2 separate regions of the Homo sapiens genome follow, and region 1 is linked to region 2. A link is an interaction called in ENCODE POLR2A ChIA-PET data of the cell type or tissue named here. Cell type or tissue: PC-9. All regions are shown on one strand.

What was found. ChIA-PET counts read pairs that join two places held together with the same protein. Peaks named below come from ENCODE experiments on the same cell type or tissue, not always from the same donor. Only the 100,000 strongest peaks of a DNase experiment are listed, where the experiment ranks them.
Region 1: POLR2A ChIA-PET joins it to region 2 with 6 read pairs; 2 of 35 experiments call an interaction of 5 or more read pairs at or near these places.

What each region holds. Positions count from the first base shown.
Region 1 is chr1:39,166,447-39,170,446 of GRCh38, reverse strand. It overlaps a transcript of MACF1 not described here. Among named protein-coding and RNA genes, the nearest start is that of MACF1, 36 kb to the left of the region's middle. In PC-9, no CTCF peak of the experiment used is centred here; a DNase peak (open chromatin) is centred at 2,456; H3K27ac peaks cover 1,158 bases.
Region 2 is chr1:39,455,236-39,459,235 of GRCh38, reverse strand. It overlaps MACF1 (microtubule actin crosslinking factor 1), which reads right to left. Exons shown (of 101, transcript NM_001394062.1): 90 at 746-866; 91 at 1-150. Among named protein-coding and RNA genes, the nearest start is that of BMP8A, 34 kb to the left of the region's middle. In PC-9, no CTCF peak of the experiment used is centred here; no DNase peak of the experiment used is centred here.

The sequences.
Region 1 (4,000 bases), 290 kb after region 2:
GATCCCAGTGCAGAGCACAGCACACATGGTAGGTGCTCATACACATTTGTCGAATGAAAGAGTGATTGGCTTTGGTCACCACATTTTATAAGTGCTCTGTAAGGAGCATTTAAACTTGGCTAGGCATGAGCGAGGCACCGTGGGAATAATAGAAATGTCTATAAAACAGTTCTCTCAAAAAAGCTTACCATTTCAATAGATAGATAAAACTAGCTTGGGAAAGTGATACATCAACTTGGACTACGATAATCAGAGAAGTCTTCATCAGAAGAAAGACCTGAAGTGAAACTTGAAGGAATAGACAGATTTCAGTTAAGTATAAAGAACAAGGGCATTCCAGGTAAAGAGAACTAAAGGGCAAGGAGAGGCTGGGCACGGTGGCTCACGCCTGTAATCTCAGCACTTTGGGAGGCAGAGGCGGGCGGATCACAAGGTCAGGAGATCGAGAACATCCTGGCTAACAAGGTGAAACCCCATCTCTACTAAAAAATACAAAAAAAAAAAAATTAGCTGGGCATGGTGGCAGGTGCCTGTAGTCCCAGCTACTCGGGAGGCTGAGGCAGGAGAATGGCGTGAACCTGGGAGGTGGAGCTTGCAGTGAGCCGAGATCACGTCACTGCACTCCAGCCTGGGCAACAGAGCGAGACTCCAGTCTCAAAAAAAAAAAAAAAAAGAAAGAAAGAAAGAAAGGGCAAGGAGAGAGAATGAATGAGGGAGGATAAGACACAATGAGGAACAGGGTTTGTGTGGAACTGAAGGTGTGTTCTAGGAAAATAAGTGAGATAAGCCTGGTTAAGTAGGAAGGGGATGAGAGCATAAAATGTCTTTTTTTTTTTTTTTTTGAGACAGGGTCTTGCTCTGTCCCCAAGCTACAGTGCAGTGACAGGGTCATGGCTCACTGCAGCCTGGACCTCCTGGGCTTCAAGCAATCCTCCCACTTCATCCTCCTGAGTAGCTGGGACTACAGGCACACACCACCAGGTCTGGCTACTTAAAAAAAAATGTTTTTTTCTTGTAGAGACACAGTTTCCCTATGTTGCCTAGCCTGGTCTCAGACTCCTGACCTCAAGCAATCCTTCTGCCTCAGCCTCCAAAAGTGCTGGGATTACAGGCATGGGCCACCAGGTCCAGCCATAAAAGGTCTTTGTAACAAATTTAGACTTTCAGTAATAGGAAATACTAGGAAAGTAGCTGCTACTTCGGTGTTAACTGAAGAGAGAAACAGGACACAGAAAACAAAATATGAGGCGGTTGCTGTAATTCAGGTACAAAGTGATAAGTGACTGGACTAGAGTCATGGAATAGAGAATGGGGAGAAAAAGACAAATTTAAGAGAAACTCTGAAGAACAAAAGAACTCAATGACAGATTGAAAATGGGGTTGATGAAGAGAAAAGAGTTAACAGATGTCTGCAAGGTTTCTAATCTCAGAGACTGGAAGAATGTGAGTTCAACTGTCAAAAAATGGGGACTAGGATAGAAAAGCCAAATTTAAGCTTGGTTTGAAAATACTGAGTTTGGGCTGGGCACAGTGGCTCACACCTGTAATCCCAGCACTTTAGGAGGCCAAGGGGATGGATCACTTGAGCCCAGGAGTTTCAGACCAGCCTGTACAACACACAGAGACCCCCATCTCTACGATCAACCGATCAATCAGGCAATAAGAAAATTTACTTATACTACTCTGTTTAATCCTCATAATTTTATATGGAAGATATTATTATCCCCATTTTACAGATGAAAAAACTGAGGCTCAGGAAAAGTGAGTAACTTGCCCCAGGTCACTCAGCTGATAAATGTAGAAACACAGATTTGAGCCAGGCGCAGTGGCTCACGCCTGTAATCCCAGCTCTCAGGGAGCTCTGCAGAGGCGGGAAGATAGTTTGAGCCCAGGAGTTCGAGACCTGCCTGGGCAATATAGCGAGACCGTTCTCCACACACACGCACACACACAAAAAACATATATTTGAACCCAGCCCTGCCTGGATCCAAAGCCCATGTTCTTCCCACTTCACTACACTGCCTTACCCCTTAGAAAACTGCCACAGTTAAGAGTCAGAAGAAGAAAAAGACCCAACAAAGCAGACAAACAGCAATCAGATAGGTTAAGGAAAACCATGAAATACTCTCATTGAAGGTAAAAGAAGAGAATATTTTAAACAGGCAGGGATGTAATCAATTGTGTCCAATGCCAGTACTCCAAAACAGAATGAAGTTGGCACTTCAAATCTATCTGTAAAAAGTTATGCAAAGATGGAGCCCTGGACCAGGGAGAGTAGACAAGAGATCTCAGAGGAAACAGAGGCCCTGTCCAGAGCTAAACGGGCTTCTTCTCTCCTCTTATCACTGATAGACACCTTGGGTCACTACTCTTCAGCTACTACACAGGCCTCATGCTGAAGTGCATCACCTGACCAGTCCCAGGAAATACCAACCCAAACACAAAGCATTGCACAACATAAGGGTCAAGCTGAACTTGAGCTGTGGGGGTAAAGTGGATCTCCAGTTCCAGCTAACATTCAACATAAAATATTTTTAAAAACCAAATTCTCTCTCTCTCTTTTTTTTTTTTTTGAGACGGAGTCTCGCCCTGTTGCCCAGGCTGGAGTGCAGTAACGCAATCTCAGCTCACTGCAACCTCCAAAGCCTTGGCTCAAGCGATTCTCTTACCTCAGCCTCCTGAATAGCTGAGATTATAGGTGCCTGTCACCACACCCAGCTAATTTTTTTTTTTCTTTTTTGAGACAGAGTTTCACTCTTGTTGCCCAGGCTGGAGTGCAATGGCATGATCTTGGCTCACCACAACCTCTGCCTCCCAGGTTCAAGCGATTCTCCTGCCTCAGGCTCCTGAGTAGCTGGGATTACAGGCATGCACCACCACGCCCAGCTAATTTTGTATTTTTAGTAGAGACAAGTTTTCTCCATGTTGGTCAGGCTGGTCTTGAACTCCTGACTTCAGGTGATCCGCTCACCTCGGCCTCCCAAAGTGCTGGGATTACAGGCATGAGCCACCGCGCCCGGTCTAATTTTTGTATTTTTAGTAGAGATGGGGTTTCACCATGTTGGACCAGGCTGGTCTTGAACTCCTCAGGTGATCCACCCGCCTCAGCCTCCCAAAGTGCTGGATTACAGCCATGAGCCACCACACCCAGCCCAAATTCTCTTTTAGAAAGATTTCACATCCCTGGCTGTGTGCGGTGGCTCAAGCCTGTAATCCCAGCACTTTGGGAGGCCGAGGTGGGTGGATCACCCAAGGTCAGGAGTTCAAGACAAGCCTGGCCAACATGGCAAGACCCTGTCTCTACTAAAAATACAAAAATTAGCTGGGCGTGGTGGCAGGCGCCTGTAATCCCAGCTACTCGGGAGGCTGAGGCAGGAGAATCACTTGAGCCCAGGACACGGAGGTTGCAGTGAGCCGAGATTGTGCCATTGCACTGCAGCCTGGGTGACAAGAGCGAAACTCCATCAAAAAGAAAGATTTAACATCCCTGCTCTTTACTTCTCTCACCTCTTTGCATCCTAAACAAACTAAAATCAGGTACATACTTACTGGCTTAGCTATATCCCCACTTCCCTGTAAATGATCCCTATAAATGATCTTTCACACTGCTGCCAGTTATCTCTCCCCACCCCACCCCTCAAAAAATACCCACCCTAGTTGTTTATGTCATTCCTCTGTCTTAAAAATATCTAGTGCTGGCCAGGCACAGCTCACGCCTGTAATCCCAGCACTCTGGGAGGCCAAGGCAGATGGGTCACCTGAGGTCAGGAGTTTGAGACTAGCCTGGGCAACATGGTGAAACCCCGTCTCTACTAAAAATACAAAAAATCAGCCAGGTGTGGTAGTGGGCAAATCCCAGCTACTCAGGAGGCTGAGGCAGGAGAATCGCTTGAACCCAGGAGGCGGAGGTTGCAGTGAGCCAAGATCGCACCACTGCACTCCAGCCTGGGCAATAAGAGCGAAATTCCATCTCGAATGAATGAATGAATGAATGAATAAA
Region 2 (4,000 bases):
CCAAGGCATCATTCAGTTTCCTTTGCCGCTCCAGTGCTAACAGCCACACCTGCTGCCAGCGGGCAGAAAGCTGGTTGATCCGTGGGTTTTTTGCTTCAGACTGTGAAAGGATTGGCATGGGAGGAGGGGTTGGCTGACTTAGGGATTTCCCTAAAAGGAAAAATAATCACAAGATTAGAACAGCTGGTTAGTATACAAAGAGAAATAGCTGTATGTATAAACCTAGAAGATCTTTATAATAATATCCAGTCAATAACTGAGAAAAGAAATACGGGACTTGGCAATATTTAGATACGGAGGTGTACTAATTCCAAAAGTACTGATCCTCCCAGCACATACTTACCTGCTGCCTACATATCTCCAAGCAATTCTGTCCTACCTTAGTGAGCTGATGACACGTTAACTCAACTAAAAAAGCAACATATTCTGTAGAAGCTGTTGTGTTGATTAAATTAGTACAAGCCAAATGTAAACAGCTAGGGCTGATAACCAAAACAATGGAAAGGCCACTGTTAAAAAATAAGCTTAACCACCTCGTAATTTCATACCAATCATACCAAAGAATATGGAGTACAGCTACTGTCTGTCAATGTAAGAAAAGTGAGTTTCAAAAATGAGAGATTTTGGTTCAAAACCAACACGGTTTTTGAAAATGGAATATAATTTTTTTTGATAGGCATTTGGAAAGTGCTCATCCTCAATTAGCAGGAATGAAGCATCCTAACACAGGGGGCTGGAAACATACTGCCTCCGCTGCGGGATTTCTCTATGAAAGGCGCGTGAGTAGGCTCTATGTTTTTCCTTTTGTATGTCTTGGTGACCCGGTCCACGTCAGGCTGTTTGCGAGTCATCTCCTCCATAAATGTCTGTTAAACACAAAAAATAGGAAAAAGAGTTAAATATTGTATTTTTACTCTTATGGGGGCAAAGGAAGAGCTAGGATGGGTACTTTACGGCCTGTGGTGGCAGGAAAGGCTGTGTGGAGGCTGGTGCCTGAGTTGAGTTACTGAGGGATGTAGTTTGGATATTTGTCCCCTCCAAATCTCATGTTGAAATGTGATTTCCAATGCTGGAGGTGGGGTCTAACGGGATGTGATTGAGTTATGGGGGCAAATTCCTCATGAATGGCCTTGGTGCCCTCCCCATGGTAATGAGTGAGTTCTTGCTGTTAGTTCACATGAGAACTGGCTGTTTAAAAGGAGCCTGCTATCTCCTCCTCTTTCTCTCTCTCCCTCTCTTGCCATGTAACACGCTGGCTCCCCTTTGCCTTCCACCATGATTCTAAGCTTCCTGAAGCCCTCACCAGAAGCAGATATTGGCACCATGCTTCCCGTACAGCCTGCAGAACCGTAAGCCAAAATAAACCTATTTTCTTTATAAATTACCCAGTCTCAGGAATTCCTTTATAGCAATGCAAACGGACTGACACACTGAGCAATGAAGAAACAGTCAACAAATGGTGGGAAGGCAGTCCTGGAAGAGGGTGCAACCCAAACAGAGACAGGGATGCCTGACAGTGCTGTGACCAGGACCCCTCCACTCACTGGCTGGGCAGAGGATGCAATCAGAGGAATGGCAAGAGGCAGGGTTGGAGAGGCAGGCAGGAGACAGATCACGAAAGGCTTCTGTGTCAGGCTAAGGGTTGGCCATTTATTCTGAGAGCAACAGGGGGCAGCTGAAGGATTTCGATCCAGGTAAGAGACATGATCAGACCCATGCTTTACAGCTATCACTCTGGCTTCAGTGTAAAACATGGAGTGATGTGGGGGTGGGGGTAAGTGTGGGATGGGGAGTGGCTAGCAGTGAGAAGACAGGTTAAGAAACCATTGCAGCAACTGAGGCAAAACATGGTGAGGGCCAGAGCCAGGGCAGGAAAGATGGAACCAAGAGGTATTTTGAAAGTGGGACTGACAAGCCCTGGTGAGTGGCTAGATGTGAGGAAAAGGAGGAACTCCAGACATCACAGGCCTCTGAATGAGGAAAGGGGGGGCAGATCTGGAATGGACAAATGACGTCAGGCAAGGGGGCAAAGATAAAGTGGAAATTTTAGAACTGCTTCTAGTTTACTGTATGTCTGGACTTTAGGAGATGATAGTGCTGAAGATGAAAAAGATGCAGAAGCTTTATAGGTAATAGCTAAAGCTGTTAGACCAGATAAATCTTAGCAGAGTGAGGAGAGCATCAAGAATGAGACGTCAGGGAACAACACTGATGAATAGGCAGGGAAGAGGAACCAGCTAAAAAGGCTAAAAAGGAACGGTCAGAGAGATCAGAGGAAAACACAAAGATTAAAGGACACAGAAGTCAAAAGGGAAGTTTTGGGAAGGGATGAAGAGCCAGCTAGGTTACATGTCAAACAAAATAAAGACTGAAAAAACTCTGTTGGATTTAGCCAGTAGAATGTGACCAGAACAGTGTCAGCCAGACCACAGGGACTTGGGGAGTGATGGGAAAAAAGGAGATGAGACAGGGAACAAGAAGCGTAGCTGAAAAAGGAGGGGAACTCTGGGTTGGAAGGACATGTCTGGAAGCTTTAGAGAAAAGAATAAACAGGGAGAGACTGAAGACATAGAGGAGAGAGAGGAAAACAGAAAGGAGAAGAACTGAATAGGAAGAAGATAATCTCTCAGAGAGGAGGTACATCCCACAGGAAGGACAGGTGCTCCTCGACTTACGATGAAGTTACATCCTGGCAAACCCATCGTTAAGCTGAAAATATAACACACCTAAACTATGGAACATCGTAGCTTAGCCTGGCCTACCTTAAACATGCTCAAAACACGTTAGCCTACAGTTAGGCAAAATCATCTAACTCAAAGCCTATTTTATAATAAAGTGTTGACTATCTCATGTAATCAAAGTGAAAGAATGGTTGGATGGGCACTCAAAGTGCTTTTTTTTTGAAATGGAGTCTTGCTCTGTCGCCCAGGCTGGAGTGCAATGGTGCGATCACAGCTCACTGCAACCTCTGCCTCCCTGGTTCAAGTGATTCTCTTGCCTCAGCCGCCTGAGTAGCTGGGATTACAGGCAACCACAACCACACCCGACTAATTTTTATATTTTTAGTAGAGATAGGGTTTCACCATGTTGGCTAGGCTGGTCTCAAACTCTTCACCTCAAGTGATCTGCCCCCCTTGGCCTCCCAAAGTGCTGGGATTACAGGGGTGAGCCACCACGCCTGGCCTCTAATTGTATAGTTTCTACTGAATATGTATAACCTTTGAACCATGATAAAGTTGAGAGACTGTAAGTCAGGGACTATCTGTATAGTGAGTTCTCACTTGCTGGGGTAATTGTTTATATAAACTAAAAAGACCATATAGTCTACAGTATAACTAATCAACATTCACGCTTGAATTCAGTATAAATGATTATGGTTAAAAATAGTATTTGCCTCTTAAGGATATATTATGAAGATGGCCCACCTGAGCTTTCCTCCATTCAGTTTAGTCTAATGTGCACCTTCACTGACCACTGGGTTCATGCGAGAGAGCTTTCTGAACCAGGTATAATGGGGACCAGTGGGACCCTGGCTCAAATGATGGTCAATAAAAACAGGCTGTGGCAGGCAGACTTCTAAAAAGGCCCCCAGGATTCCCACTCCTGTATGCACACTCTATGTAATCCCCCTCCCTTGAGTGTGGGCAAATGATGGAATATTCACTCCCTTAATTACATTTCATTCTTCATTACATTTCAAGACTCCATAGAGCACTTTGGACAGTTTCTCCGGCTGGCTGTGTGGCTAAGACCTGAGGGGGCCTCTAGAAGGCAAGAGCAACTCCTAGCTGAGAGCCAGCAAGAAAGTAGAGACCTCAGTCTTACATCCACCAGGATCTGGATTCTGCCAACATCCTGAGTGAGCCTAAAAGAGGACCCTGAACTCCAGATGAGACTGCAGTACTGGCTGACACCTTGATTTCTGCCTGGGGAGACTCCAGGAAGAGGACTTAGTCAACTCATGCCCAGGTATATGAAGCACAGAAACTATGAGGTAAGT